2 separate regions of the Homo sapiens genome follow, and region 1 is linked to region 2. The links are chromatin loops, found by intact Hi-C in ENCODE. Cell type or tissue: PC-9. All regions are shown on one strand. Each heading gives the region's core, and the rest is flanking DNA. Links, peaks and the distances in the headings are about the cores only.

What was found. A loop is a pair of places that touch in the nucleus more often than their neighbours do. Peaks named below come from ENCODE experiments on the same cell type or tissue, not always from the same donor. Only the 100,000 strongest peaks of a DNase experiment are listed, where the experiment ranks them.
Region 1: it touches region 2 in a loop (4-fold over the local background); 3 of 110 quality-filtered maps call a loop at or near these places.

The regions. Positions count from the first base shown.
Region 1 is chr16:48,115,398-48,131,548 of GRCh38, reverse strand. ABCC12 (ATP binding cassette subfamily C member 12) reads left to right here. Exons shown (of 31, transcript NM_001393797.1): 10 at 654-761; 11 at 2,812-3,090; 12 at 7,265-7,336; 13 at 9,709-9,833; 14 at 14,216-14,288; 15 at 15,931-16,134. Among named protein-coding and RNA genes, the nearest start is that of ABCC12, 33 kb to the left of the region's middle. RefSeq lists enhancers at 8,043-8,162, 7,369-8,568, 13,742-14,604. In PC-9, for the core only: no CTCF peak of the experiment used is centred there; a DNase peak (open chromatin) is centred at 8,188; H3K27ac peaks cover 3,244 bases.
Region 2 is chr16:47,878,289-47,894,439 of GRCh38, reverse strand. LINC02192 (long intergenic non-protein coding RNA 2192) reads left to right here and starts at 7,310. Exons shown (of 2, transcript NR_110649.1): 1 at 7,310-7,999. It overlaps LINC02133 (long intergenic non-protein coding RNA 2133), which reads right to left. Exons shown (of 6, transcript NR_110650.1): 3 at 15,005-15,241; 4 at 14,289-14,376. RefSeq lists enhancers at 5,198-6,011, 6,012-6,826, 6,367-7,566. In PC-9, for the core only: no CTCF peak of the experiment used is centred there; DNase peaks (open chromatin) are centred at 6,099 and 6,739; H3K27ac peaks cover 1,487 bases.

The DNA.
Region 1 (16,151 bases), core at 4,789-12,788, 240 kb before region 2:
ACAGCAAGGAAGGCCCCATGAACAGAGGTGATTTTTTGGAGGGAAGGGTGAGGGGGAACCACAGTTGACCAAAGGCTCTCAAATCTGGCCTTGTGTGGTGAATGGGGAGGCAGGGCATGGAGGCCAGGTCCTGGGAGCAGGAGAGTGAGGTCACCCTCCAGCTTCCCCCAGGGGCAAGCAGGTCCCTCCAGGGAGCCTCCGGCTGCATGCCTGAGGCTGTGGTGTGGTGTAGTCTAACTCTAAAGGGTCAGATGCCTCTGAAGAACTGAGAGCAGGGGGTGCTTTAGGACAGTCTGCATGGGCTTCGAGTGAATAGTCTAGATTCAAATGAGGATGCAGTGTGGATGGAGATTGCCAAATGTATTCTGTTAGTGGCCTGCCTCAGACCTTTTCCCTTCTGTATCAACAGAGACAAGGGGATATACTTGCCACCATTTTGGTGAAAATCCCAAAGCAAAATAGATTTAAGATGCTGCTGTCCCCAGCTGGCCAACCGATGGTTTCTGAGCCATGAAATGAAAAGATTGTTCCTCTGCACATTCCAACGATGCCACCATTTCTCATCTCAGCAAGTTTAAACCCCATGTGTATAACGGTTTAGAGCCAACGTGACTTCTCCTTCTAAACCCTCATACTTCTCTTTTGTTCTTCAGGCATTTAGTGTGATTGCCATGTTTAATGTAATGAAGTTTTCCATTGCAATCTTGCCCTTCTCCATCAAAGCAATGGCTGAAGCGAATGTCTCTCTAAGGAGAATGAAGGTATAACTAACCCTGGGTGAGTAGGGAAGAGAGATCTCATTTTGGGGTGGGAAAATGCTCAGATATGTGGAGGCTGTACCAAGCTGCTGGAGAGCTGGGTCGCTTGTTGAGTTGACATTGGGAGGAGGGCATCCATTCAGAGTTAGATGAATAAATGTGTATGAAGGACAGAGCAGGCAGAGTTTTATAGGTTGTCTGTAGGAATGACGAGATAATCTCTGTACATGAAGAAGATGTTCCTGATCCTCTTTTTCCTAAACAATCTATACATCCTAAGTGTTCCACAAGTGAGGTTGGTTTTGTTCTGAGTCATCCCCACTTTACCTAGTTTGTTCTTTAATGGGCATGGTGATGGAAGTGATGAAGAGGATGTTGGGGTCCCTACATTTATGCACTCATTTAGTCCCTTTATTCATTCATTTATTCACTCATCAAAGATTTACTTTGTGCCTCCTATATATAAGACATGGGAAATGCAAATATAAGGAAGAGAGAGGCTTTATCCTCAAGAGCCTCTGTTCCAGTGTGGGACCCAGGCACTCTAAGAATTTCTATACATGATAAGGATATAATTGACATTTGAGAAGGGCAAATAAAGTGGTTTGAAAGTTCAACTGAGGAGAGGAAAGGGAAGAAGGGCATTTGTGTCAACACGAAAGCTTGTTCAAACATCTATGAATTGATTGAATGATCTTACTCACCCGAGTCAGAAATCCAGAAGTCATCGTAAGCATCCTGATTCATGCACTCCTCTTTTCCCTTACCATACACATCCAACCAGTCAAGAACCCTGTTAAGTCAACTCCTGATTATGGTATTCTCTCCATTTTAAGGGGTGCCATTGTAAGATTGGATTGGAAGGTACACTGTTGAGTTATCAGTCTTTGAACAAACATAAGGACACCATCACATTAATTGCATGTATTATGATATCAGATAAAAAAGTAAAGGTGCTCCTTAGACTAGATAAAGGATGGCATTTCTTGACTCCTCAACCTTCGCTCTGTCCCTACTGCCATTGCCTTCAGTTGAGGCTTCCATTATCTCTCATCTGATTAGCGCAGTGATTTATGAACTAACCTTTCTTTTTCTAACATTCTTCTCAAGTCCGTATAGCACTCAACCCCAAGAGAGCTGTCAAAATATTGGTATGATTACCAATACTTATTCTCAGCTGCTCAAAATCCTTGAACCCTTGTCCCCTCCAGGCTCTCCAGCTGTGGGTTCTCAGTTTTGTGTCCCCTTCCCTTCCCAACTTGAGCTCTGTGCCTCAGTAATCCTGAATTGCTTGTTTCATGCTACCACCCCAACAAACCATGGCTTTGCATGCTCCTTGCCTTTGTCCATGCTGGGCCTTCAGGTAGAATGCTGTCATTCTCTTTCCCTTTTCTCATCTCTGCCTGTACAACACCTGTACAGACCCAGCTCTAGCACCAAGTGCATGGACCTCGAGAATGAGAGCCAAGTGTCCCTTCTCTGGCAGTCACAGTGCTTTGTCCTCATCACATTTTGCAGAAACGATCCGTGCATGTTCTCATCTCCCTCCAGACTGTAATCTCTTCAAGGACAGGAACTGTGTCTTATTTATATTTGCATTTCTGCTGTTTACCCCAAAGTCTGGCACATGGTTAGGGCTTAGCAAATGCTTTGTTGAACTGGGCTGAGTGGCCTCGGAAGAGGACACAGCAGAGACTGAGCATATGACCTTGATTTCATAAGCATTTAGTGCCAAGCAGTGAAGTCCACTGCCCAAAGACTGGTAAGACCGACTGTCTTGGGCACAAGGGTGAAATGTGGCTGGGATCAGCATTCTCCAGTGTGGGTGACCCACATAGGCCTTGTGGTTAAAGAGGCAACTGTCCCAGATAGCATGAGCTAGTGGACTATTTCTGCTGCAGCTTCTCCTGGGGGAATAATTTCAGAACCTCTTTCCTGGATGTGGTGGGTTAGAATAGCCAAAATTGTGATTTGGGGTCATTAGAAGATACATTGGGATGATTCTTGCAAATGGATGACATCTGCTCAGTTAATTTTGTCTCTTTAATCTTAGAAAATTCTCATAGATAAAAGCCCCCCATCTTACATCACCCAACCAGAAGACCCAGATACTGTCTTGCTTTTAGCAAATGCCACCTTGACATGGGAGCATGAAGCCAGCAGGAAAAGTACCCCAAAGAAATTGCAGAACCAGAAAAGGCATTTATGCAAGAAACAGAGGTCAGAGGCATACAGTGAGAGGAGTCCACCAGCCAAGGGAGCCACTGGCCCAGAGGAGCAAAGTGACAGCCTCAAATCGGTTCTGCACAGCATAAGCTTTGTGGTGAGAAAGGTGGGTGTGTGTTGCACAGGTGTGGCCTCCAGCCCTCCTCCTTGCATTACATAGCTACAGCCTTCTCCAGGTCTGATACAGTTCAGTTAGAGCTGAAGGTGGTGATGGGATGTCTCTAACCAGAGTCCCTGTATTTTTCCCCCAGTTTTAAAACTATGTACATGAACATTGGAGGCCCCCTCTCCAAGTGTGGAGAAGACGGTGGTTATATTCATTCTGATTTGCAGTACTTCTCTTAGAGTCAGTTGCAGTTTTGAATGAACAGTCCACTCCAGGTGGCTAGGCTTGAACTGACTAGGTTTCATAAATCTTTTTTGATTTGTTCTCTTTTTGTGTGTGTGAGACAGGGTCTTACTCTTTTGCCCAGGCTGGAGTGCAGTGGTGCAATCAGAACTCACTGCGGCCTCAAACTCCTGGGCTCAAGTGATCCTCCTGCCTCAGCCTCCCAAGTAGCTGGTACTACAAGCATATATCACCATGCCCGGATAATTTTTTAAAATTTTTTATTTACCAGGGGAAAGCGGGATAATTTTTAAATTAAATTTTATTTTATTTTTTGTAGAGATGGGGTCTTGCTATGTTTCCTAGGCCAGGCTCGAACTCCTGGCCTCAAGTGATTCTCCTGTCTTGGCCTCCTGGGTCAAGTGCTGAGATTACAGGCATGAACCACTGCTCCTGTCCTAGATATGTTCTTAATTTCACATTGGAATATTATGATAGATGATAATGACTGATAATTTTGAACACTACTATTTACCAGGTACATAATAAACTCACTTAACCACTTCAATAACCAGGCATCATAACTGCCCCTACTTGATGGTTGAGGAGCCTAAGGCACAAGAGGGTTAAATAGCTTGCCCAAGGTCACATAGCTAGCAAGTGGCAGAGGAGGGTTTCATACCCAGGGCACCTGGCTGCAGAGTCTGGGCTCTTAACCACCGGCAAAAACTCCTCTTGTAAAAAGCAAACTGAGATAACAAGCAACCCAGCCAAGGGCTAAGCCAGCCAAGCCAGCCAGAGTCTGTTTGTTGTTCTCTCCCCTCAAGATTGGGGGATGGAGATTTCAGGCAACGCTGTGGGTTTAGGGAATGTTTGGCCTCTTCCTGCATCTCCTGCATGCATCTCCTTCTTGCTCTGGGAACTCAGCAGCAGACTCCCAGGGTGGCAGTGTTGATTTTGCTGCAGAGGGCTCAACATTAATCTTGTGCCTGGTATTTTAATCTCTCATCCTGTTGACTCACTCTTTCCCTGTGCAAGCGCTATAGAAGGAGAGGTTCTTATTTATTATGCAATGTCAAGCTCAATAGCTGGTGTGAGAGTGGTACCTCTCATAGCTAACAAAGCTGTCTGCCACGTATTCATTGGAAACGATATTTAGTTGGCTGAGTGCAATTGAGCTCAGATTTCAGCTAAGTCCCATGAGTGCCACCTACTTTGCCTTCTCGCCACTCTCCCCGTGGAGCACCTGACTTCCCCCCGCCCTGCCTTCCCATGTGCCTCCAAGAGGCCTCCGTGAACTTCCCGTGTTCTAAGGACGCTGCTTTCTGGCCACGCAATGGCTTTGCTAATGTGCTATTCCATATGTCGGTGACTCTGGAATTCCTGCCTCAAGGATGCAGTCAATGTTTTGTGGAATAAATTGAAGATAAAGTGGGGGCAATGCATTGTTGCCTCTGGAGCAGTGGGGGCAATGCAATGCCTCTGGAGCCTGAGGGACCCCAGTTCCAGGCCCAGCCACTTCCTAGCTGCTTGACCTTGGATGTCTTGCTGAAGCTCCCTAAGCCTCTGTTTCTTTACCAGCACCATGCATTTCATAGAAGTACCCATTTCACAAGGTGGTGGGGGAACTCAGATACCACATAAAAATGCTAAGCCCATAGTAAGTCTTAGCTGATGTTAGGTATGATTGTTGCCTTTTTCTTTAACAATTATGTCCAGCTTAAGTGCTGCCCTCAAGTGTTCTACAGGGCATCCAGGTTTTTCCAAGTTTAGCTCCTCAATTCCATCAGACTGGATCCTCCATGGGGTCAGGGTTTTTTGTTCACAGTTATGTCGTTATCCCGAAGCCCAGCTCCTGGCTTGGAGGTGGCCAGCAGTGTTTGTTGGGAGAATCATCAGAGGATACAGGCCTCATGGATTTTCTGCTAAAGACAAGGATGAATCTAGAAGGCTTCTTACTTGGCCCCAAGAAGTGGATAGGACTCAAAGGGCAGCCAAATACCTGGTGAGGCTGCATCACATCTGCGGTCTCTTTAATGCCCCGGTTCATTGAAGTCCTTTTAGGGGAATTAAATAGATTCAGCTTCATTTCATGAGGCAGGAATTCCAGAGTCACTGACATATGGAATAGCCATTAGCAAAGTCATTGTGTGGCCAGAAAGTCCTTAGAACACAGGAAGTTCACGGAGGCCTCTTGGAGGCAAATGGGAATGCAGCATGGGGGAAGTCAGGTGCTCCACCGGGAGAGTGGCGAGAAGGCAAAGTAGGTGGCACTCAGTGGGACTTAACTGAAATCTGAACTCAGTTGCACTCAGCCAACCAAATTTACATCCATGTGGGCTCCACAAAGGCAGGGAGACCTCTGTGTGGATCACTATTTTATCCCAAGGTGCCTGGGATTCAGCAAAGACCTTGTTTAAGGAATTATTGATGACAGGCAGCGACTCTCATGTGCTGAGAATGGCAGACAGGGGATGGGCGTTTCTGGTCTAGCTTGGGGTGGGAAAAAAGCCATATTTGGCCCCATGTTGGGCATCTTTGCCCTAAGGGATTGCAGGGAGCAGGCCTACATGAGAATGTTCTCAGATGCTCCAAGTGCAGTATTGCAATATCTGCTTGAACATGAGTGGACATGCTTACACGTCAGTCTCCACATGGGCTGTTTGCCTGCAATGATTCTCCCCAGATACCCCATGGCACCCTTCCTCACCTCCTTCACGTCTTACCCAAATGTCACCTGTGGCAGATGTTGTCCCTGCCCATGTGCCCTGGACCTCTAAGTGTTTCCTGGCCATCTTACAACTGCCTTATCTGCATCCGTGCCCAAGGGCTCTGCACACCTCCATAAAGACCTTCACAGACTAGAGAGCAGCCCTCAAACAATGACTGCTGGGGCATCAATACCCCACCTCCTCTGCCATTGGGTGGGACAAAGCTATAGTCAGTTCCCCAGAGTTTCCTGCAGTTTCCCTGCAGGGTTGAGTTCCGTTTGCCTCCTGTGTAGGATATTCTGTTAGGGAGCCAACCCAATAGGCTGCCCTTTATGGGCCACCTTCCCTTTCCTGTATCACTTCTCCTCTTCCCTACTGGAATTTCCTGCACCTTCCAAATGTGAGTGTGACTTTCATTCAAATCCTTGATTCAAGGTCTGTTTCTGGGAAAACTCAAGCTAAGACATCTACCTTTCCAGTAAGGCTTTCCTTGTACCCCCAAGCCTCTAGCCCACTCCCTGTCCCTTCCCTGTCTCTTCCCTGCTTTATTTTTCTCCATGGCAAGCATAGATGTGCCTGCCCCACATTTCATTTGCTTGTCTTGCTTCCTGTCCATCTTCCCCTGACTACAAGGTAAGTTCTATGAGGGTAGACTCAGGCCATTGCCTGTTGTGTTCATTGCTGTTCTTGCTGGTGGTTGGAACAGTGCTTGGCACATAGCAGGCTCTGATAATGATTTGTTGGTTGAATTAATAAATCTGGAGCTGTAGAATGTTAGAATAGTGTAACTTCTCAGTAATTCCAGATTTTTGAAAAGCCCCTAGATGTCCATACTTCAAAAGCTACCCTAGTCCCCCTGGGTTGTACAGCCTTTTGCATCCCATTAGATTTGCTTTTCTGGAGTCTGGGCACAGAATAGCCTTCCTGTTCAAGGCCTGTGTCTCCCAGACCAGCACAAGGCTGTTTCACACCAGTGATCTTACGTGATTTCTAGAAGCCCTGTGGGTGCTTGGCTATGCCACACAAGGGAAAGCACTTAATTAAGACTTACATTCCTGCATCCTCCCAGGCTGTTTATGTGGGCCAGGGTGGTGTGGCTGCAGCTGCCATGCCCCAGAGCCTGCAGTGACCCCTTGTTCTCCGCCTGGCCTGACCAGCATAGTTTGGGAGTGGCACCTTTGGGCCAGACCCTCTAAGAAGTGGGAGAGAGTGACTGTGTCCCATCTCTGTTTCTCTGGCAGGGGAAGATCTTGGGAATATGTGGGAATGTGGGAAGTGGAAAGAGCTCCCTCCTTGCAGCTCTCCTAGGACAGGTAAGCTGTGTGATGAGTGCTGTGAAGATGGAACATTAACATGACAATGAAATGGCTCCCTTCCGGTCAGGCGTGGACCCAGCAGATGGCCTCGGCTGCACTGGACACTGTGCATGTGGTTCACAATAATTTTTGGGAGGTTAATGCACGCAGCAGCTCCAGGCCCCTGGGCCAGATGAGGCTGAGTTTTTCACAAACTCTTGAGTTTGCCAATGAGGAGGTCTATTGAATGGCATTGCCTCCTTGCCTAAAGCTCCATCTTGGTCAAAGGAGAGATGGGTCCTTAAACCCATGGTTATCCCCATGAGTTGGGCTGCCCTGATTTAGAAATGCCAGCAAGGCAGCTTGGTGTGGAAGGACTTTGGAGTCTGGAGCTCATGGTGACTATAGATGTATTTTATGCCTGAACTAAAGCAGCTCATGCCCCCACCTTCTCTGCAAACCTTGGGGTAGGAAGAGGGAGGGGACTTGGGTCATTGTCCCTTCCCTGCTCCTTCTAGTTGGGTGACCCCAGGGAAAATGGCTAAGCCATTTGTAGTTTTCACAAACCTCTATGTTGCCACGGTTTCTAAGTCACATCCCACATGAATGAGAAGCTTTGTGGAAAAAAAATGCTAAGTCCTCTTTCTCCCCACTCTGCTGTTGCTAAAGAGAAGTTTGTGCAGCTGGGATTGCCTCTTTCAGGAAGAGGTCGGGGTACTTCTGAAGAAGTGGGGACTCCAGAATAGGGTGGTGGGGGGATGTGTCTTATGAGTTTTAATATGAGTGACTTCTTTTGGCCTCAGTTGACTCATCTATAGAAAGAATGACAACTCCTTCCCTGCCTGGAGGTGGAGGTGGGGGCTGAATTGGATGAGTTCCTGAGGTCACCCACGCTCTGAGAGTGTGTGCCTCCATGATGAGTCAGCGTGAGCCATAGAGGTGACTCAGCTCAATTCCCCACATAATGATGTGAATACTCTTAATAGCATCCTACTGCATAAGAGATGGCCCAACTGCTCGGATAGCTCCAGTGATGGGAAGCTCATCATGTCACAGCCAGTTCCTTCTTTGGAGAGTTTTGATGTATATTGGAGTGAAATTTGCCTCCTTTTAATTTCTGTCCTTTGGAAATTTTGAGATAACATTAAGTCTATCTCCCATGAGACAGTGGTGGGATCAGGCCCCTGGCTGTGGTCACTGGGGAAGCAGGGGGGCACTCTGGACAGCCTGGGTTCCCCAGCTGTTTCTGCCACATGCTCACTATTTAGCCTTGGGCAGGTAACTTAACCTCTCTGAGCCTCATGAAACCACTTGGTTTCCTTGTCTGTAAAATGGGACTAAGGAGAGTTGTGGTGAGGTTTGAATGAGATCATGTAAGCAATAGTTGGCTATAGGATAATTTGCAAGGCCAGTCATGGTGAAAAACATTGAACATACATTTAATTCAGTTCACGGAATATACCCTACACATTAAAAATACTACAATTATTATTGTTATTATCATGGTCTCTTCTCCAAATTGAATTCTCTGTCCATTGCACAACTCCTGAGGTGAAGTGGCATCACATCCTTCGGCCGCCTTGGTGACTCTCCTTCTTTGCCCCTGGACCCACTGCCACTGCCCCGTGAGCATCAGCCCTGAGCACTGTGGCCTGCCCCACATGTACCCTCTGTTGATAACTTTGAACGTTGCATCCCCGCTGTCTACCATTGTCTATTGGATGCCCACGATGAGGGGTCATCTTAAATGAACATATGTACTCAGGGTCACAAACTGGAGCCCATGCATAGTTTTAATTGATTGCTGAATGCTTTAAAAGTCCAAAGATGTCATATAAAACTGGATCTTTGACTCCTCTGGACAAATTAGAAAATCCTGCTCCATCAGGCCTGCATCCTTGCATGGCACCAAAGATGCAACTGAGTCAAGGCTGCTTCCTGAAGATGGGGTGTGCCAAGGCCAACACCCACAGCCGTGCAGGTGGTGCCCTGCTCCCAGGGCCTGGCTGAGCAGGGTTGGATCCAGCCAGTGCACCTGGAGGAAGGGGAGCCTCTTGTGAAGAGTCTGTTCAGAGAACATCCTGTTGTAGTTGGGCCCAGGTGCCATGTGCACTGGGAGCAGCCCTGCAGTCCAAGCTCTCCCATTTGTAGCAGAGCTTACCACTGCCTCTTTTCAAGCATTCCCTGCCTGGCCCTGTGCAGGTGTTTGACTCTGAGATTCTGCATCTGCATGGTTGGGCTTTCTGGTGCATGGACAAGATGTCCTGTCAACGCTTTTGTGCCTTCATAACCAATGCTTGTGGAATATGTGGGTGCCAGGGTGCAATGGGCATTTGAGGAAAAGTTCTCAAGGCTTGGCTCCTGAAGCTTCTCCCGTCTTGTTGTTCCAGATGCAGCTGCAGAAAGGGGTGGTGGCAGTCAATGGAACTTTGGCCTACGTTTCACAGCAGGCATGGATCTTTCATGGAAATGTGAGAGAAAACATACTCTTTGGAGAAAAGTATGATCACCAAAGGTAATATTAACTTTTAAAGCAGGAGGCACATTTGTGTTTGGTACACACTCTCCTACAGATGCTGATGCTGTTGGTAATGACTGCTAAGTGGGTTCTGAGTTTAATGAATTCTGATTAAACATTCATCAGATCCACACAGACACTGGTTTTCCTCTTCCTGAGCCAAGCGTTCAGGAGAGGCGACTTCTGCAGACCTGCGACTGCACACTGGGAAGAGGATAGAATCGGCACTTCATTCCCAGGGCAGAGGAGCATATGTTCCGAGGTTCTCTGCAACAGGGCATATGTGGTCTGACTAGAGAAAAGTGAATCCAGCAATTTTGCTTTAGGCTGAGTACCCAAAACTGCTCAGAATCATGAGCAAGTATGTAATGAATCAGCCCTGACATTATTAATTGACATCAGAGCTATCAGGATATATTATCACTGTTAGTGTCCTCAGAATGGTCTAACTAAATAAAAACAAAGCTCAACTTATAATTACTTGATTTACTTTGAGCCATCATCTTTTTTATATCATTTTATTTTTTAAATGGACATAATTACATTTATCTATGGGGTACACTTTTGTGTTTTGATATATGACGCTGGGGGAGAGGGGAGTGTGGGGAAAGGATAGATGTTGACCAAAGGGTACAAAGTTTCAATTAGACAGGAGAAATAGGCGTTAGTGATCTATTGCACAGAATGGTGACAATGATAAATTTTAATGTATTATATATTTCAAAAGTACTGAAATAGTATATTGTAAATGTTTTCAACACGAAAATTGCGAGTATGTATTTGTAATAACTGTAGTATGTAATGAACAGACAGCAATTTGGGGAGAAATATTTTCTCTAAGAACATTTAATAACCCATTAGCTGGGCGCAGTGGCTCACGCCTGTAATCCCAGAACTTTGGGAGTCCGAGGCAGGTGGATCATGAGGTCAGGGGTTTGAGACCAGCCTGACCAACATGGTGAAACCCTGTCTCTACTAAAAATACAAAAATTAGCTGGGCGTGGTGGTGGGCACCTGTAATCCCAGCTACTCAGGAGGCTGAGGCAGGAGAATTGCTTGAACCCGGGAGGTGGAGGTTGCAGTGAGCCGAGATCATGCCACTGCACTCCAGCCTGGGCAAAAGAGCGAGACTCCTTCTCAAAAAAAAAAAAAAACAAAAAACTCATTAATACCGTGATCACCGTGGACATTTCTATAGTTATTCTCTCCCTACTTCTGAAATGTTTGAGTTTTCTAAATTTTAATTTTAACATTAGATTCAGGGGGTACAGTTTTGTTACAGGGGTATATAGTGTGATGCTGAGGTTTGGGTTTCTACTGATCCTGTTCACTCTCTGTTGGACATAGTACCCAATAGGAAGCTGTTCATCCGTGCGCCCTCTCATCCTCCATCCTTTTGGAATTCCCACTGCCTCTTGTTGCCATCTTTATGTCTGTGCATACCCAAGGTTTAGCTCCCATGTATAAATGAGAACATGTGATATTTGGTTTTCTGTTTCTGTGTGAATTTACTTAAGATAATGAAGTCCAGCTGCCTCATGTTGCTACATGATTTTGTTCTTTTTTACGGCTGCATAGTATTCTATGGTGTATATATACCACATTTTCTTTATCCAATTCACCATTGATTGGACCATCATCTTTAAGCTCTGGAAAGTAATGGCTTCCTATGGTTCTTTGCTTAGCTTGGTGTATTGCCACGTACATTCTCTCATTTGAGTCCCTTAACCACCCATTTAGAGAGATTGTGGCATTATATCCCCATTTTACAGATAAATAAAAGGGCCTAGAGAGGCGAGTTGACCCTCCCAAGGTATTAAATGCTATTAAATGTCAGAGTTGAGTCTTGGACTTAGACGTTGAGCTCCAGATCAACATCAGTTTTCTGGAGCTGGAGGTGCCTGACAGCTGGGTCACTCAGAAACCTTCCCAGGCATCACAATGCTTAATTAAGAGAACTGGAGTTGGTTTTAGGAATCTGGCTGTCAGCTCTCCAGTGGTAGTTTGGCCTTTCTCATCTTACCCACCAACTCTGTCCCTGCTGGCTGGTATGGCAGCATGTATGTTCTCATCAAGAGGCTTGTCAATTCACCTCCTCTTCCCCGGCCATGCCGTCCTGTGGCCAGGAGGCTCAGGTGTGGCAGGAAGGTGATCAGTGCAGGAGTCAGTGATCAGTATAGCCAAATTACTCTGCTCAGCATCTCTTGGCCTGTGCCACCCACCTGGAATGCCTTCTCTGTCTGTGGATGCGGACTGGACAGAGGGTTGCCTTATTCATCAAAATGATGTTCAGAGGGCAAATATGTGCCAAATGCCTGCAGCATGCAGGGCACATGGGGAAAGAGATGGCTCAGGTGTATCTTTGCCCTTAAGATGCTCAAGTCTGGAATGGGCTATAAGAAATGCACAGAAATGACAGTGCACCAGGGAGGAATGAGCCAGGTGGCAGTAGACCGTGCTCGGATTGTTCCAAGGCAGCAGAGATCACGAGAGGATGGTGGATCAGGGAAGAGAAGATGGCACTTGAATTGGGCTTTGAAAGATGGATCTAGCATCCTTCATATGTGGCATATTTAGCAGAGATTTTGCTCCTAGGGCAGAAACTGTGGCTCTCAGGGCCATAGGAAGCAGGAGGGTGGGAGGAAATTGAAGGTGGGAGGTGTTGAGGGGAGGAAGATGTGCTGCGCAGTCTGAGTCAGATTGGCAAATGTAGTAATAGCAATTATAGCCCCCACTGATGGAGAATTTGCCATGCAGCAGACACTGTGCTAATGGCTTCACATGTTTTTCTGCTCCATTCTCACAACAACCCAATGAGAATTAGTTGTTTGCACAATTTTATAGAGCAGAGAGTGAGGATCAGGGAGGTACAGTCACTTGTCCAAGGTCGCCCAGCTGGATTCAAACCATTCTCTGATTCCAAGGCCCCTCATCATAACTGCTATGTACACCAACCCCAAAGTTTGTGTGTGGGCATGATGCTTGGGCTGTGCCCAGGTTCTGTTTTGGGGCCTGTGTGCAACCGGAAGGGCAGCTGCTCATGCCTGCCACTCTCTTTCTTGCCTCTTTATTGGGAAGGTCTGTCTTTTGATGTCTGAGTTGTGAGGCCTGCCCATTGTTACTCGCTGAAGGAAAGAGGGTCCTGATGACGATAATGCCAATGATATCAATCAATCAATTCTGTCATCAACCAACCAATCAGCCACTGTGGAGGCAGGCAACCTGCTGAGCAGGACAGAAACCTAAAGGCCCAGTGGTGCTGCTCAGCAGCTGCTGGGAGGGAGCACAAACCTGAGCCAGGCACTGCAGGCATCCTGAGCAGGAGTTGGGTCCCCAAGGCGGCTGTGCGGGGGCTCTGTGATGCCTGGGGAAGGTTCTGCTTATGGTGGGGGCTGTATGAGTGAGGTTGAGTTGCAGAGAAAACCGAGGGAGGAGGGTGTGGGCATCTGTCATAACATGGGGACGACATCCCAGTGACCACGGACGTTCCTAGGTTCCTCGGTGCCAGAAGGCCCCAAAGGCCTCCCCTGGGGCAGAGCGGGGTCATGCCCCTGGGGACCGCTGTGGGGCTGACCCCACAGCTTTGCTGCTTTTTGCAGGATAGGGCGCTAGTCCTGGCGGCTTGGCTGCCGCAGAGCTGGCTAGGGCCTCGGCTGTCAAACTCCCCAAAGCCTGGGCTGCAGGGCTAGGCAGAGCGTGACGCTGAGGGGGCACAGTGGAGAGGCCAAGAGGCCCAAAGAGCAGGAGTCCCACTCTCTCTCCCATTCCGCCCCCTCACCTCAGGTGCCATTCCCTTCGACTCAGTATCCCGAGTTGTTGCAGGGGAGAAAACTCCATTCTCTCCAACCTACTAGCAGTGAGGGGTGGATGGAGTAGCTTTGTGGAGGGGCTGGGCAAATGTCAAGGTCGTCACTGGTGATCACCCAGCCCCCTGCTGTTAGCCTCCTTCACACACACCCTCTCTTCCACCCACGGTCCTGCTTCAGCCCTGTGACCCCCAGGAGGCCATCCCCAGTAACTGCAGCCCCCAAGGGTGACCCCTCCTCTGACTCCCATGAGCGTCCAGCAGGTGGCGCCCTCAGTGTTTCCTGCAGGGCTTTCCTGTTCAGCGTTGTCTTCTTCCCTGCTTGGCGAAAACCCTGCCAGGGAAGGGGCCATTCCTGAATCAACTCTGCATCAGGTCAGGGGAGGGGCCAGTGGTCACTGGGACGCTACCCTTGGGTCATTGAAGGCAGAGCGACTGGCCAGGGAGCCTTGGACATAGCAGCCGCCACCCCTGGCCTTGCCCCAGCAACACCAGCAGCGCCTGTGGAAGCAGCCCAGGGCAGCAGTGCTTGGGGTCTTTCTCACCCAGCTACTTCTGAGCTTTGCACCAACAGGTATCAGCACACAGTCCGCGTCTGTGGCCTCCAGAAGGACCTGAGCAACCTCCCCTATGGAGACCTGACTGAGGTGAGCGGGGCTGGGAGCGCAAGCCCACTGTAGCTGCACACAGTACATTTGCTCAGGTCCAAAGGGCTGAGGCCAGCAAGCCCCTGTTCCACATCCAGATGCCCCAAGGACGTGTGGGCAAAGCTCAGGTTCCACCCATTCTGAATTCTTCCTCTGGATCTATACTTGCTGGATGTCATAGTGGACGTGGCACCAAGCTTACTGGTGTTTGGCACAGTGTAGTCACTTCTTGGGGCTACTCCCAATCTGCCTGTCGTCTCAGGAAGGGTTTCTGGTGAAAACTGCTTCCTCATCCCAAGGGCTGGCTCTGTCCTGCAAACCAGGGCCCCTTCTTGCCTCACTGGCTCTGCCCAGGCCAGGAGTATGGGGGTCACCTCTAAACATTGCCCCCTGGGGTGCTTGTCCAAACGGGCTGAGCCTGCCACCCCATCCTGGGCTGAGCCTGCCACCCCAAGAGACCCAGGGGAGTCACCTTGCCATCTCGGGTCCCCACCCTTCTTGTGCTCTCTGCACAATCTTCCTCACCTTGCCCAGGAGCCCCAGAGGAGATCAGAAGGCTAAAGCTTTCTGAGGAAAGGCAGTTTGGGGTGTCTTTCTCTACTGGTGCCCTCAGTCTGCATCCCCAAGGAAGTGGCCGTGAAGCCTTCCTGGCCTGCATCTGAGACCTCCCACACTGCAGCCCTGGTTCACCCTTCCAGGCCATGCTCCTACCTGCCTGCCAAAGTGTCCACTCACTTCCTAGCCTCTAAGTCTCTGCTCCTGTGACATCACTATCCTTTGAGTTTCAACCCAAAATCTGCCTCCTCAAGGAAGGCTTTCCCAAGTCCCACCACCTGAATAATTTGCCACAAAGTACTCTACTGATGCTCTTCAGCAGGCGCTTGTGAAATTCTGCTTGCTGCTGCTATTATGTACATAACTACCCTGCCCACCGTGGAGCTCCCCAGGGAGAGGGGACTTCTCTTGTCCAGCTTGTGTGTCCCGCCCCGTGCCTAACTCAACATCTGGCTGAACACCTGGGGTTCACTTTGGGTTCCATTGGATAGAATCACCTACAGCAAGCAATCATCCTTTCCATAAATATTTACTGAGCACCTATTCTGTGCCCAGCATGGTGCCAGGCCTTAGGGTGGTGATGATGAACCAGGAAGTCAAGGCTTATCTCTCCACAGTGCTTAGAGTTGCCTAGGGATGGGATAGTTGCTCTACAAGTAAACAAAATAGGGAACTCGCTTTTCCATCTGCACCCAGCCACGTTTCCCTCTGGTTCACTGCTGCATTCTCCCCAGCTCTCTGCTCACACAATTCCCTTTGGTGATAAAAATGACGTAGCCCCTCCCTGTGGGATCTGCATTGGGCTGGGGTCTTGTGAGATGGGCACCCCTCAATCCTCATGGGAAAGAGCTTTGCCCTCGTTGCCGCTGCCCACTGGGCTTCCTGGAGAGGTAGACAAGTGGAGCACTTCCACTCACCACAGAGTCTCGTGTGACCGGGGGCCCTGTAAGGGGCGGAGGAACTTGGATATGGCGAGGATCAGTGTGTACGTCTTTCCCCTGAGTCCTGAGAAGCTCCAGGAAGCTTCCATTGCCCAAGAACTTCAGGGTGGGCTGACAATGGGCAGTAGCATTGTCCCTGTCCACAGATTGGGGAGCGGGGCCTCAACCTCTCTGGGGGGCAGAGGCAGAGGATTAGCCTGGCCCGCGCTGTCTACTCCGACCGTCAGCTCTACCTGCTGGACGACCCCCTGTCGGCCGTGGACGCCCACGTGGGGAAGCACGTCTTTGAGGAGTGCATTAAGAAGACGCTCAGGGGAAAGACAGTCGTCCTGGTGACCCACCAGCTACAGGTGATGGGACATGCAGG
Region 2 (16,151 bases), core at 3,075-11,074:
CCCCAGATGATAATGATTGAAATTGACAGATTATTCCATTAAGTGTAATCTTCAAATTGAGGTTTTCAGGAATAGCATGCAAGAAGACAGTATGTTAAAGATTTATTGTGCTTATGAACTATTTTTGTACAATTATTATTCTTATTATTTGAGATAGAGTCTCACTCTGTCACCCAGGCTGGAATGCAGTGGCGCAATCTCAGCTCACTGCAACCTCCACCTCCAAGGTTCAAGCTATTCTCCAGCCTCAGCCTCCCGAGTAGCTAGGATTACAGGCAAGTGCCACCACGCCCCACTAATTTTCGTATTTTTTAGTAGAGACGGGGTTTCATCATGTTGGCCAGGCTGGTCTCAAACTCCTGACCCCAGGTGATCCACCCACCCCACATTGGCCTCCCAGAGGTCTGGGATTACAGGCCTCAGACACCACGCCCGGCCTGTGCAATTATTCATCAGCTACCTTGGTAGTTCTAGCTGTGGTTTCAGGCATCCACTACTGAGGGTCTTGGAACGAATCCCCCAGGGAGAAGGGGGCACTGATGTGTACAGTAGTGGCTGTGTTAGTTGATGCTCAGGGCATATTAAAATGTTAGAAAAATTTCTTCACTGAATTCTTCTATCTGACCTAGTGCCCATCACAAGTGAGATTTATGACCTATGTTCTCTATGCTCCTTTTCTTCCACTCATCCTGGAGACATGGTAGATTAAGATGGAAATAATGATATAGGCAGAATTTCGAGAGAAAAACTCATTCCGCAAGAGCTGGGGGGTTATGCCAAAAAGTTAACCATTGGGGACACTACCTTCTCAGAGAAAATCCATTATTCCAAGAGCAAGGCCCGAGGAATGATATGGCTTCTTGAACTCAGGCCCTGTGCATTTGGCCCTGCTTTAGACAAACTTGTCCTCATGAGCCATCAGCTGCCTTGGTGCTTCCAGCTTCCATGGCAGCTTGGCACGTATTCCTCTCAAATTCATCATTTATGTAATAAATCCCAAATGAGCTCCATTTCAAATGTGAATACATGAGGTGAACAAATTAATGATGAAAATTCATCTCTGAATATATTTATTTGTAATGATACATAAAGTCTGGTGTTTAAAAGAAACAATTCTCTAAGCAAAAAGGTACCCTTCACAATGTGAATTGTCGGAAGGCTAACTCCAAAGCAGAAGCAGCGCAGTATTTTCCTGCATATTAAATGCACAATCAAAGAACCATCTGCCCCAGATGATAATGATTGAAATCGACAGACAATTCCATTAAGTATAATCTTCAAATTGAGACTTTCAAGAACAGCATGCAAAAAGATGGTATGTGAAAGATTTATTATGCTTACGAACCATTTTTGTACGATTATTCAGAACAGACTGGGAGTAAATTATTTTATAAAATGTACTTGAAAATGAGTGTGTACATTTAGACCTTTAAAGCGTAATCATTTACTAAAGAGCTTCTAGCAACCTGCCCTTTTATTTGGCATACAGTTTGTGTTTTAAAATGTCAGCTAAGTATTTCTTTGTTTAGGGATTTTTTTCAAGCATTTCTATAAGAAATGGAAAACAAAATGTGACTGCGAATTCAGTAAAATTACATCCGGAGGGACAGTGAACACTCTGGGTGTGCTGTCCCCATTTTATAAATGGTGCTCGATGAAACAATGGAGGAGGTTGGTGTATTTTAAATATGGATGAGAAATAAGTAAGACAGGCACTAATGTCTTTATAGATTATTTATGCTGCCCTAATCTCACGCTTTCAGAAACTTTTAGCCACACTCTTACACCATAATTCAAGCTAAACTTCATTATCTTTCATATCTGTTCTCCTAGCCATCTTTCTTATGCCTTTATTTCTTCAAGCAATTCAGACACTTCGCATTACCTCCTTCACTCCCTCACTTTGATCTTGTAGGACTTCAGGGTAATGCAGCGTATTTCTCCTTCCTCTGAGAAGCCAGCCCCAGAATATTTGGATTTTATATGCACAATTATACCCTCGAATCTGGTCCACCTGCCTGTCTTCTCTTTTTGATAGCATGTTCTTTTTCATGGGGGAAGACCAAGGCAAAGGGGAGAGAAGGGCTACATGGTATTTCTGCTGTTATGGCCAAGAAATATTTCAGAGTCTCTTGTTCTCTGTCCCATCCCCTTCTCGTGAATTCTCAGGGAAAGGAGGAAGAGTTCTTACAAGTCTAGCTTTTGGCAAACCTTTTGGAGGCTTACCACTGGCTACAAAATAAATTCTGCTAGAATGAAATATCAGCCTAACTAAGAGAGAATGAAGAGGTAAAGCGAATTAGGAGTTGTTGTACCATCAGAGACAGACATGAAGAAGGAGCCAGATTATTAATATTTTTTGTTTAATATTTAACAAACCAAGGCTCTACCCCTGCCAAAATTACTCCCCAAGTGTAAATCCGGCCCAGATGGAATGGGAGGTTTCTTTTCCCCACTGCAACATCTGATTTTTATTATTCTCTTTGCCACTCAAGAAATTGTCATGCACTCCAAATTTACTCTCTTCTCTATCTATTCTAGTATACCAAAACTCATCCTGTCCTTTACTTTGCCCTTGGGTTAAATATATTTCCAGTCCTTGAATGAATGAGTTCAAAGTATTTGCCACAGAGCTCACAAGTCTCCTGCTGTTTTCTCCTCCTTTGTCTAATGGTGACTTCAGATGCAGGGAAAGAACAGGGGTTTGTGACCAAATCAGAAAGCACTAATGAAAGCAATGCAGAGATCAGTTGGGGAAACCGAGGCCCAGAGAAAAGGCAGCTAAGCCAAGGTCACATAGTCAGCATGCAGCAGATCTAGGGTCAGCCAATGTGAGGTGGAGATACATGAACTCTGAGGGCTGGCTACCAGGAATCCCAGCCTGGTTCTACTACTTGCTAGCTGAGTATCCTCTTAGAGCCTCAGTTTTCCCACCTACAAATTGGGGTTATTAATTGATACTTGTTGTGATAATTCTATGGGTAATATAGGAATAGTTCAACTAGTTATAGTTAGGCTCAATAACTGAGACCACGCACATTAAACTAACAAAAGACAGATTAGCAAGAGAAAAAGTAGGTGGATTATATTGATATTAATATTTTTATGTTTATAGGTACCTCTCATAGAAAAGGAAGTGATAATCCAAAGATGTAGTTAGGCCTGAGAGCTTACATACCATTTTAACAAAGAGTGATAAATGTGTGGAGAAGTGACTGGACAAAGGAAAAGAGTTTGGGTTTTTAGGGGTGGTAAATTCTGGAAAGGTCATTATACAGGGAAAACTAAAGGAAGAAAAGGATTATTTCAGTAAGGTTTGTTTGTGCAGATTCAAGTCAGTGCCATCTCCCATGATAAGAGTCTTCTATTTTTGGTATGGGAGAAATGTGGGGGACACCTTCACAAATGGAAATTTATGCCCTGCATGTAGGCAGAAAGGAGGAGGATAGAGAGCTTTGTTTGCATCTGCTGTTTTTGAATTGCCTTCAGCTCAAAATAATCTTCATGCTCAAGTGGCATATTTGGGGGTTGCATACTCTGAACCCCTTTGCAGTGTTAATGATTATACTAACAGAGTGATTAATTACAGAGTGATTATTCACCCAATAAAAGAATCTCCTCTTTACCCAAATGTTGCTACTATGGAACTCAATTTTCCTTTCTACCACCCTAAGATTTAGTGTGCCCACTTACTATTCTGTCTCTAAAATTTTTATTCTCCCTATTCAAATTTGAGAATAAATGTTAATGAAGCAATCTGCCACTCCTTCTGCCCAAAGTGTTCTCAAAGACATTAAATAATATTCCCTGTTGCCCTTGGTGATTGGCCACATAACTAAAAATAAAAGGGAGGGGGCAGAGAAGGGTCAAAGAAGGAAGGAAAGGGAAAATGCACATAGTAGGAAAGGAAGGGCACAGGAAGGTAGAGGAAAAGGAAAATAGTGCCCTGTATGATCAAACAGAATTCCCATCTGTATAGAACTTTTCAAAAACCATTTAATCCAACCCTTCTTATTACGTTTGGAGACACTGAGGCACAGAGAGAGATGGGTCTCCATAGTGGAAGAGACAGGTTATGAACCCAGGATCCACTTTCTCAAATTTTCCTCTGCCTAGAATGCCTTTCATTCTGAACCACTGTCCCAATACCACCCTCTGCCGAGTTAATGTCTATTAATTTTGAAATCTCAGCTCAAACATACTTTCTGACAAGTCTTCCCTAACCTATCCCCTTCGTATCTGATCCAGGTTCCCCTAATGCACTCTCAGAGCACCTGCCAAGGTGTTTCTTCCCCAGTTCCCCATTCTCCACCCACCACCCCGGGCACATAATCGGCACCCCATAAACTCATGAGTCAATTAGTGAGGTGCAGACACGAAGCATGTGCTCTATGTGGGATGCCTTTCACTATAGCAAAGAAACATCTCCATACAATTCATTCATAAAGCAAGGGACAGAAATAGCTTCCATTCATGCATCTTTCAATAGGGAGATTCACACAGGATTCATTAAAGGAAACTTTTAATTGTGGTGTTTACTCCTGCAGAGTCAATGTAGCTCTTTCTCTCTAGTCAGCTCCTTCTTTCAAGGCAAGCCCTGCTAGAGAGGACAAGAACTAATAAGCAAATTCCATGAATTGTTCTAGTGCTTTATTTTTTTCCTAACTCTTGCTCTTATCACCCCAGACATACTTTATGTGGAACAAATTGGTTAAAACATAAAGTGAAAATTCACTTTCTCTTAGGCTCTGCACTGTGTCGTTATTGGGATATAAAAAGATCCATGTGGCTTAACTAAATCCAAAAAAAAAAAATCCATCTCACACTGTCTTATCTTCAGCTCTAAAGTTTAAGCTCCTTGCTGAGAAACGTGAAGCAAGATAACTGACATTAATTGAGTTCCTACTATACTCCAAGCACTCGGCAAAGAAATCTTCATCATTTATTCATTCAGGAAATACTTGGGTACCAGGCACTGTTCCAGGAACTGGGGAGACAGCAATGGAAAAATAATAACTCCTGTTATCATGGAGTTTTGTTGTTGTTGCTTGTTTGTTTTTAAGACAGGGTCACCCAGACTGGAGTGCAGTAGAGCAATCATGGATCACTGCAGCCTCAAACTCTTAGACTCAAATGATCCTCCCATCTCAGCCTCCCGAGTAGCTGGGACTACAGGCACAATCGCATGTCTCGCCTTTTTTTTTTTTTCATAGAGATGAGGTTTCTTTATGGTGTCCAGACTGGTCTCAAAACACCTGTCTTCAAATGATTCTCCCTCCTTGACCTCTCAAAGTGCTGGGATTACAGGTACAAGCCACTGTGCCCCGCCTTCATCAGAGTTTTCAGACAGACAGGAAGCAAATAGACATATCACGTAACGTCAGATAGGAATTATGGCTATAAAGAGAAAGAAAGTAGGTTAAAGAATTCGGAGTGATGGGAGATATTTCAGGCTGGAGGGCAGGAAAGAACTCTTGCGGAGATGCCTCTGGAGGAGAGACTTGATTAATGTGAGCAAAAGGCTTGTGATTATTGGAAGCAAAACTGTTCCAGCCAGAGGAAGCAGCCAGCACAAAGGTCCTGAGGCAGGAAGATGCTTGGGAGGCTGGAGATGCAGGGAGGAGGCCAGCACACTGGGAGCACACAGAGCAAGGCAGCAAAAACCAGACAGATGGACAGAGAGGCAGACAAAGGTCAGATCGTGTAGCAGCACAAAGAATTTCAAACTCTATTCCCAATTTCCTAACAACCCTTTGAAGGGTTTTGACTGAGGGCATGCGGCGATCTGACTTTCTTTATACATGGTTGTGTCTTATTTAGTCTTCAAAACTATCTTATGAGATAAGCAGCATTAACCTCACTTTACAGATGTAGGAAGTGGGAATGAGGGAGATTAAACATCTTGTCCCAGTTTATGCTGCTGGTAAATGGTAGATTTGTAATTCCAATTTAAAGTGGTGTGATTCCAAACCCCAGGCTCTTCACATCACCCCATGCCATCTGAGGACAGGAACTGTGTCTTGCATGACCCTGAAACATGATCAGAGTACCCAGCACGTGGCCACTGCCTGGTAAGTATTTTCTAAATGAATACGTAAGACTCAACTCAAACTCTGCCACATTCCTGCAATGCCTGGGCGTTTGGGTCATTGACATGGCAAATATAGAGAGTACAGGGATTTTTACAATCCAAAAGAGAATGGCAAAGAATTAAGATGTTTTGATCTGTGCTCTATTTTGGGCAATAATTACCCTTCCATGGAAAAACATAATTTTTTTTCAGTGATTCCATTTTTTACCCCACTTGATACATTATCTCTTCTACATAAAGAGTTCTGTGTGCACACACATGTCAACGCTGAAACAGACAATCATCTTGCCCTTTCTAATAGTCTAAGGGTCTGTTGGAAATGACATGCACTACAATTTAGCTGAGTGTTGAGTTTGCTCCTAAAGGCTATTCACATGCATATATCACGTCAAGAAGAGTAAACGTGAATGGATCCTATGCCTGTTCTCCTTCCTACACTCAAGTAACCCACCATGTAGCAGCTCCTTTTTTTCACCCTTTCCCAGGGGTAAACTGAAAGACAAAAGACCATTTTCAGGTGAGTACCTATTATATACCCCTCTACTGACTCACAGTTCCCCACTGAATACCCCGAGGCTACTCCCTCGCAGCCATTCATACAATAAAGATGACTAAAGAAAGGAATTTGCATGTGCCAGCCTCTCCTCCCTGCTGAATGCGCTGGTGAGCAGAGCCTCAAGCCTGCCCTAGCTCACAGGAGCCTCTCAGGTTCCTCGGGTGGAAGAGGCCAGGCACATTCTCACGCAAATATGAAATAGAAGAAAGGCACTGAAGGAAGCAAACTAGAGGTTCTAAGAGCTTTCCAGCCTGACCTCTTCTGGGGTGGAGGCACAGAGGCTTCTCTGATGACTGGTGACACAGGATGGGTGGACATTGAGGAGATGAAGAGGGGAAAGGAGCAGCATTCTAGGCTCGGAGCTTTCTCGGGGCTCTGAAAAGCACAGAATCAAAGGGTGCAGAAGGCTAGCGTGATGGGTCACAGGGTCAGGGAGGGGGCTGCGGGTGGGAGGCAGGGACTTTTAGGTTATGATCCTAACATCTCCTTTACGCCCCCAATACTCACAATACTGGGTGTTGACTCAGCCTCCATAGGAGATATCACAATGAGTGAGTGAAAACAGGCTCAGGAAATCCTCAGAGCTCCCAGGGTGTCTAGACACAGGGATTCTATAATCCTGTCAGGAAAGTGGGTGGGAGAGGGATTTGCAAAGAAAACCATTAACATCACTTCCCCAGGGCGAGGAACTCCATGTGAGGCTCTGGGGGAACCTGACTATGTGCAGTCGTTTACAGCCTGGGTCTCCTGGAGCCTATGAAATGAGAAGCAGTCATTAGCACAGCAAGCGGCCCTCATCCTTCCTTCTCAATAATAACACTGTCACCAGAGGATGGAAAATTACCCTGACGTCTCTGTATCTCCAAATTGCACTTCAGAGACAGACTGCGTAAGGCAAACAGACCCTGAGTGAAAACCTCCTGGCTAGACTTCCAAGCCAAGGCCTAATAAATAACCCTGAAATATACAAAGTGATGGCAGCTTTGCTCTGTGGCTCGTGGCTTCTGCCCTGGGAAGGACCATGAATTTCAGCGTCTGACAGATGGGGTCAGAAAGTGGAGTCTGCCTGGTGGGTTGAGGATCTGCAAATTAACCCCATGGTGGTGGTTTCAGAACAAGTGTGCCTGCTCACGCAAAGACTAACCTCTAAGAAAGGAGCAGGCCCGGAGGTGAGGCCCCCTGGGCGTGAAAGAATCAACCCCAGTCCACAAAGTCCGGAGATGAGACATCCTGCCTGGAGGAGGGAGCCCTGTGCATCGCAGGATCAAAGAAGCCAAACAGGATCTTTAGTGGTGACCGAAAATGCTCATGAGGAGAAAGGCTGCATGGCATTAAGTGAACCCCATTGAAAGGTACAAAATTTTCATAGTCTGTATTTTTCTTTCTCTGTCAAAAACACCACGATTTGCCAAAGCACTTTAGCAATCATTTGTAAATTGGTCCGCCAGGGTCTCCATGAGAATGTTAAATGACAACAAGAAGAAATCAATATCTCATCGCTGACGCGGGGCTGGGCATTCAAGTGAAATACAAGATTCAAAGTACTGATAGAAGGATGCAAAGATGTTGATCTCCTGGGAAGAAAAAAGTTAAAAAAAGGTGACAAATGCCAAGCTAGAGAGACTCATCTAAATAGCTAATGCAAATAAATCCAACATAGACAGCTATAGATGTTGAAGCTTTTTTTTAAATTAGATTTCTTCAGGGATTACTGATAAGCATCACATCAAAAAAGATGATCAAGAATAAATTGGTTCTCAAGCAATGCCTGCAAAAAAATTGTGATGTGAAAATAAACAAAATATTCCTAATGTGAATAATTTAAAAATATAAACAACTTTGGAAATAGGAAATTTACAGAGTTTACTACAAAATCTGTATCCTAGAAGAGGTATTGCATTTAGAGGTAGGAGGCTGCATATAGGAAACCAATAATTGTTAGCATTTATCAAGTATTAGTTATATGCCAGGTACATAACTAATAAGTGACTTTTTGTAAGTAGGTGGGATTTTTGTGAACACTCAGTGAGCTCTACGGAGTATGTACATTTATAACCCTTATTTTGTAGATGAGGAAATTATGGCACAGAGAGGTTAACTATCTTATCCAAGATCACACAGCAAATCAGATCTAGGATTCCTGTCTCAGTTCCAGAGTTGTTGCTATTTGACTCTACTTTTTACAGGTGTCTATCCATTTGGCTTAGGAGAAAGGGAGTTTAAGGAGGACTAGCTACAGGTTCTCACTAGAACAAGAAAGAAATAGCTTAAGAGCTTTATCCAAATAAACTTTTTTTTCTGGGAAGAGAGAAGGTAGGCATCATTTTGGGTGTGGCCATCACCAAGGCTGAGTTTTGTTTTTGTTTTTGTTTTTGTTTTTCCCTTGATGCCTTTTCAGAGGCTTTAAGGTTCTGGCTGGAACTTCAAAGAGAATCCTGGGTTTTCTCTAAATACAGTTATATTTAGCAAAATAAATAAATAAACATGAATTGGGGAACAAGAGTCAGAACAATCACTTTCACATGTTTATCTCAAGTTGCTATAGGAAAAGAAAATTTAGCAAAGTAGTCATTTGAAATATTTTAAAATAATTACACAGCAACAAGCCAGAAAGCCAAAACATTTTCTTCTTTTTCAAGATATTCTGACTCCTTTTGCATTTCTACCTCTTGGAATAACAAACCATCCTCTCTTTTTATTTCTTTTCTGTTTTGGAAAAGCTGCAAAAACACCTCTCAAACTCATGCAAATTATCAGTGTGTCCTGAAATATTTTCCTGAAACATTGCAAAGGCTGGTAATCAGATCTTTCAAGAATAAAACCGGGCTTTTTTTTTCTTTTTGGCTTCTGGTCTTAAACCACCAACATCTTCTTTTTCCTCCCAAATAAATATATGAATAGAATTCTCTTCCCAAACAACAAATGGATCATTTTCTTATTTTATTTTAGAAGGAAGATCTGGAGTCATTGTTGATGCAATTCAAGCCAACAGCTTCTACCAGTAAATGCCAATGGTCCTATTTTCTGTGCGTTTGATAGCCACGTTGCTTATTTATGGCTCTTTTATTATCCAGACCTGCTTGGCCGTGGATGAAGGCATTAAGTCAATTAATTGTGTTTGGATGCTGCAGGACTTGTGTTTTGTGAAGCAGCAGAGGATTGCAAGCTTGATTCTGAGGAAAGAGTCTCAGAGAGGGAGAAAGAGGATTAGATGGTTTTATGGGGAAAGCAGTGAAAGAGAGCCCACCGGCCAAGAGGCCCAGGTGTGAATTGAATGATGATGCAGAGAAGGCAAGGCAGCCAAAAGGAGCTGGCTCAGCTCAGTGGGATTCTTCCTCCCAGCCAGCAGATCAGGTCTCCCTCATGAGATCACAGCACACTCCCTCCTCCTCAGAGGTTTCTTTCTCTTTCTCTTCCCTTCTGTTTCCTTTACCATTAAGAAAGTCTTCTCCTTCACTCCTTCCCCTTTCTCTCACCTTCCCACCTCCTCTGTCTCTGTCTCCTTCTCTCCCATCTTCCTTTTATCTTGGATGCTTTACAGGACTCACTCCCTTTGGCTGGCAGGGAATTGATATGCAAGCTTTTGTTCTTTCAAGCTGTTTTTCTTTCCAAGAGACACAATACCTACCTTGTGTCATGTTCTCTTGTGTGTGACTAATGGTAACAGAACAGTTATAAGCTGTACATTTGTATTCTTAGAAAGCTTAAATTAGTAAGATTTTTAATATAACAATTGTATTAGCACAAATTGTTTGCTTCTAAAACATCACATGTGAAAGCAAATTAAATGGCTTAAATTATATATATCCATTGACTACTAAACCATTAGAAAGTAGAGACTAGTAATTCTTAGTTCCAAAGGCTGCACGAATTTTGTTGCCCGAAAGTTTCTAAGATGACTGTCTTTGGCTTCTAAGAACAAAAGGGCATCTGGGTGGGAGGAAATGGCAGATACCAAGACCAGTCATCTGCATCTGATTCCATTTCTAACATTCACTTTCTGTGCTGATTCTCTCTTGACATTTTGGATATAGCAATTAATATCAGTCATAAAATAAAAGGATTTAAAAACTATAGGTTTTCCCACAATTGAACTTTTACTGGGTGAATGAAGGAAGGAATGGATGGTAGAGGGATAGATGAATGGGTGATAGATGGCTGGCTGGATGGTGAACAGAGGGATGAATGGTGGGTGAATGAAGAAATGGATAAGATGAATGGTGGATAGATGGATGAATGGATGGTGGATGTGAATAGTCTCTTGGAGTCAAACCAAATCATCTGAGGAACATCAGCAACAAGTTTGCTCATTTCCAATTAAACGGGTGCCTGTTCTATGCAAGAGATCAAGGAAGTAGATGGATTTTTGTTTCTGTTTTTTGTTTTTTTAAATTTTTTTATTTCCATAGGTTATTGGGGAACAGGTGGTGTTTGGTTACATGAGTAAGTTGTTTAGTGGGGATTTGTGAGATTTTGGTGCACCTATCCCCCGAGCAGTATATACTGCACCTTATTTGTAGTCTTTTATCCCTCATCCCCTTCCCACCCTTTCTCCCTGAGTGCCCAAAGTCCATTGTGTCACTCTTATGCCTTTGCATCCTCATGGCTTATCTCCCACTTATTAGTGAGAACATATGATGTTTGGTTTTCCATTCCTGAGTTACTTCACTTAGAATAATAGTCTCCAGTCTCATTCAGGTCACTGTGAATGCCATTAATTCATTTCTTTTTATGGCTGAGTAGTATTCCATCATTCATTCATATATATATATATATATCACAGTTTCTTTCTCATTGATTGATGGGCATTTGGGTTGGTTCCACGTTTTTGCAATTGCAAATTTTGCTGCTATAGACATGCATGTGCAAGTATCTTTTTCATATAATGGATTATTTTAAACGAGGTAGATGTTTTGAGGCAAAGAAGGAGAAGATGTTGTCCATGCCCTCAAAAAAGTTGCAATCTAATTTGGAAATAAGACAAAATAGAAATAACAATACACATTTGATTAAAAATTATATGGCACAGATTGTTCAAAGGAAACTCAGTTGGAAAAATATGGGGGTGGGGAATTCCAAGTAAGAAATGGAGTATTCAGGGAAGGCCTCATGGAAGAGTCCTCAACCAAGCAAGAGTTTAAAGGACAGATTACTTTTGAACAAGTGGGAAAGAGGGGCCATTCCTAGGGAGAAACAAATAAAATTTGGTGGCATCAAGTCATTTCTCTTTTACAGGTAGTCTCCCATTGTTTGTTCAAGGGTTTTGAGGAAGAAACATCAAAATTTTGTCTTTTCTTCAATTGTATGCTCTGCTGCTAACACAGTATCTTGCACAAATGAGGAGCTGAATTAATTCATAGTGAATGAGTGAGTTGAATGAATAAATGGAGAGCTATAGCCAAAGTCTCTACCCAGACTATAGTCCCTCCTTGGGATTCTCGGCATGAAATGAAGCTCAACCACACTCTAGCATGGGTTGTATTGGATTAGATTTTTCCTGCACAAAGAGCCCTGATAGCAACTTAAAATATGGATTGGGAGTAAGTTGACAAAATACAACTTGTACTTTGGCAATAATGGAGATAAACTAGTTTCTTCACATTTTTCTAAGAGGAACACTTTCATAGTTGAAATGAAAAGAAAAGGGCCAAAGGGGAAAACCAGAGCCAAGCTTTGACACAATCTTAATTAAATACCTTTACTCCCAGCTTTTTAGAAAAATCAAATCTAATAATATTTTGCCCATCGATTGTTCTTCAAGAGGATAATAACAAATCACTCCACTGGCTTTAGCCTTGCAATCAGCAGTGTGCAGTAATTTAATTAGCTGATGTGCCGTATCAGTAGTTTAGAGACTGCAGTTGTCTACTCTCTGAACTACATGGGAAGCTCGATTGGGAAGTGTTATGTCCTCTAAAGGTGAATGTCCTGGCCAACAGGTGGCTCGGGGAGTTTGCTAATGAGTTTTCTTTTTTTTTTTGAGACAGGTCTTGCTATGTTTCCCAGGGTGGAGTGCAATGACGCAATCATGGCTCACTTGCAACCTCCACTTCCTGGGCTCAAGAAATTCTCCTACCTCTATCTCCTGAGTAGTTGGGACTACACAGGCACATGTCACCATCCCTGGCTATTTTTTTAAAAAATTTTATAGAGATGGGGGGGGTCTCACTATGTTGCCCAGGCTGGTCTCAAACTCCTAGACTCAAGCAATCCTCCCATCTCGGCCTCCCAAAGTGTTGGGATTATAAGCATGAGCCACCATGCCCATTCTATCTATTTTAACAACCCCATCTCCTATTCTGACTCTCTTTATTCCCTATTCCCTTGCTATGTTTATGCTTTATTTTTTTCCATTAGCATGTATTATTATACAACATAGCTATATAGTAGTTGTCAGTCATCTCCCATGAGAGTAAATGGGGTGAGAACCTTGTCACTTGCTAGTCGTACTCACTATGACTACTTTATCTTTGCCTGAGGCTAGAACAGTGCCAGGCACACAGAAGGCACTCAATATTTCTTTAAGAATGAGAAAATAAATTTATTGGGTTTTTGCTTTGCATATTTAGCCCTCAAAGAGCTAAGCTGCAAGAACTCCAACAAGACTTATTGTTTATTGAATACCCATTATGTGTGAGGCACTATGTTAATCACCTTACATTTATTAACTCATCTAATCCTCATGACACTGTGAAGTAGATACTATTATTACCCCTTTTATAGGTGAGCAGACTAATGAAGTCAGCCTGCTGGGCCTTGGGTTGTCAGAGAGAGATTCTGTATGAGGGCAATTATATTTAGGGCTATCCCCTTGGCAGCCTGTGTATGTTGAAAGTAAAGAAACCACTTGCATGATGATGATGACCTTGATGATGATGATGACCTTGATGATTATGACAACAACAATGATGATGATGACAATGGTGGTGATGACATTGATGATGACGACAACGATGATGACGACGATGATGATGACAGTGATGATGATGAGCTGATATATGAAGTACTAACCATGTGCTGGGCAGTACAGTGCAGTGCCCAGCACACGGTAAGTGCTGTGATATTTATTTAATCTGTACTGAAGCCTTAAAAAGTAGATGCTGATATTATCTTCAGACTATAGTAAGGAAAATGAGCATGAGATAAGTTAAATAGCTTGTTTAAGGTCACACAGCTACCAAGTGTCACAGTCTGGCTCCAGGGCCATGTAGAAATGCAAATGCCATCAAAGCAAAAAAAATAACAAGGAAAAAGGAAGTCCAAACAGAAGAGGATTCCAGAACTAGAGTCCACATCAACCTCGCAGATCCACAAGCTGGGACTCAGCAGATGCCCTCATCAGAGTGGAGTTATAAAGAATCCAGAGGCAAGGGCATTCTTTTTCCCTGAATAGACTTATACAATATTTACAGAAAACTGTTCATTGAAGAGACCATTAAAAGTGGAATCTCTTACCAAAAAGGATTTTTATACCTAATCATCACTAGATAAGTGAAAAAATTCATGCTCCATGGAGCTAAAAACACTCTCCCTAGGGGATGGAAGAAGCAGTCTCTAAAATAATAAAGGACATGTTGGATAATCAGTATACTAAATAATTTACACAAAAAAACACAAAAGGGCCCAGTTCCTTGCACTTACCTGAAGGATTTTTGTTGTTTTTGAATAAGGTTGTTTTACTTGCTTCTAGGTTATTTCTTTTTCCACTTGAACTGCCTCAAAAAGAGAACTTCAAAAGGGAAAGTTACTGGGAATGGAATTCAGTAATATTTAGGAAGAAGTGAAATTAAATATTATTTGATGCCACGATTCGTGGCTGTCCACACATAAGTTCCTGGCAGGGAGCTCACTTAGCTAAGCTTCAGGAAGAATATTCAATGGGTTTGTGAATTCTACAAACACACCATCATCACTCACTCACTCACTCTTACAATGTGGGTAGGACTCAGGGACAGGAGAGAAATAACCAAAGTCTGAGTTCTCTAGAAGCTCCCAGAGTAAAGACCAGAGCCTCTAGCTTTCCTATCACTTTTCTTCAGCCAACTAGAGTCTTAATAATTTAAACATTAATAGTTATTATTTGTTGAGCACTTTAATGAGCCAAGAACTATACTAAGTGCTTTCTGGTTATTATATCTTTTAAATTCTCACAATAAGCTCATGAGAGAGATAAAGGAATTAAGGCTAGAAAGGTGAGCGGCATTTACCCCAGCCTCCTAGCTAGTATGAGGTATGGCTGAGATTTGAACTGTGGCAGATGTCACTCCAGAGCCTGTACTGTCAGCCACCCCACAGTAGTGGTTAAGAACACTTTTGGAGTAGATTTGGCTCTAGACAGAGCTAAGTTCAATTCCTACCTCTAAACCTCACAGAATGAGACCAGTTGAGAAATGGTTCCTCCAAATGAAAAGGTGGGCTCTTTGATCAGAAGAGGAAGTGGTGGGAGAAGAAACAGATTCAAACCAGCAGCTGTCATTTACACGTGCACGGATTTGTTTAGGAGGTCACTTTCCTCCTCACAGCCGGCAATGACATGATGGAATATTGATGCGTAGTCAAGGAATGCTGTCCAGATGTGACTGCCTTCTGAGAACCTGGGAATTAAGAGAGATAATTTCAAGGTACAAGAACCCTGAAGACAAGCCACATGCAATTCAGTGATGCCCAAGGCCACCTCTGCACTGGAAAGAGTGGTTTGTCACCTGTCGTCTCAAGTATCAGCTGAAATGTCATCTCATAGGGCACTAGAATAGAAAATGCTAGGCAGGGCAAGGTCAGCTGCAAGGTCTTTTTTTCATTTTCCTTTTTGAAAGGAGTCCAGCTTACTGTCTTAGGTTGGGGTCCCTAGAAGCAAACCCTGAGGCAACTATTTAAGTGCAAGTTGCTTATTTGGTAGGCGATTCCAGGAAACCAGGAGGAAAGGGAAGCCAACACAGCATGTTCATGAGTAGGCTCTTGCTGGAGGCATTCAGGGTTCAACCCTGCTCAGGACCTCCAGGGGACAATGTAGAGTGTGCCTCAGAGTCCAGGTACTTCTTCACCACCTCCCATCCATCACATCTTGAGGCTTGCTCCCAGGGGCAGCTCCTTGACGTTTCTGGTCCATCCTGCGGTTAGGCTGAGAATACTCAGCTGTCCAAAGAAACCTCCCAGGGAAAGAAGTAGAGGGAATTGCAGTCAGAAGCCACCTGGCTGGTGTGCATGGAGATTGGAGGTGCCAGGGGAGGAGGGCTAGGCACCAACAGTGCCTGCCATGGGTGCAGAAAACTGTTTCTCTACTGGGAGAAAGGTGATAGCCTCTGTGTCAGTGAGAAGCTGAAGAAGCTACTTGGCTTCAACCAATTGTTGGCCATGCAAGAATGTGGACCCATTATTCGAGAGAAACTATAAATCTAAATTGTATTAGAAATCCCTAGATTTTCAAATGTCTTGGTAGCAAATTGAAAAATTTTAAAACACTGCAGGCTACACAAGCTCATGTGCTGGTCCCAGTTTGTAGCTTCT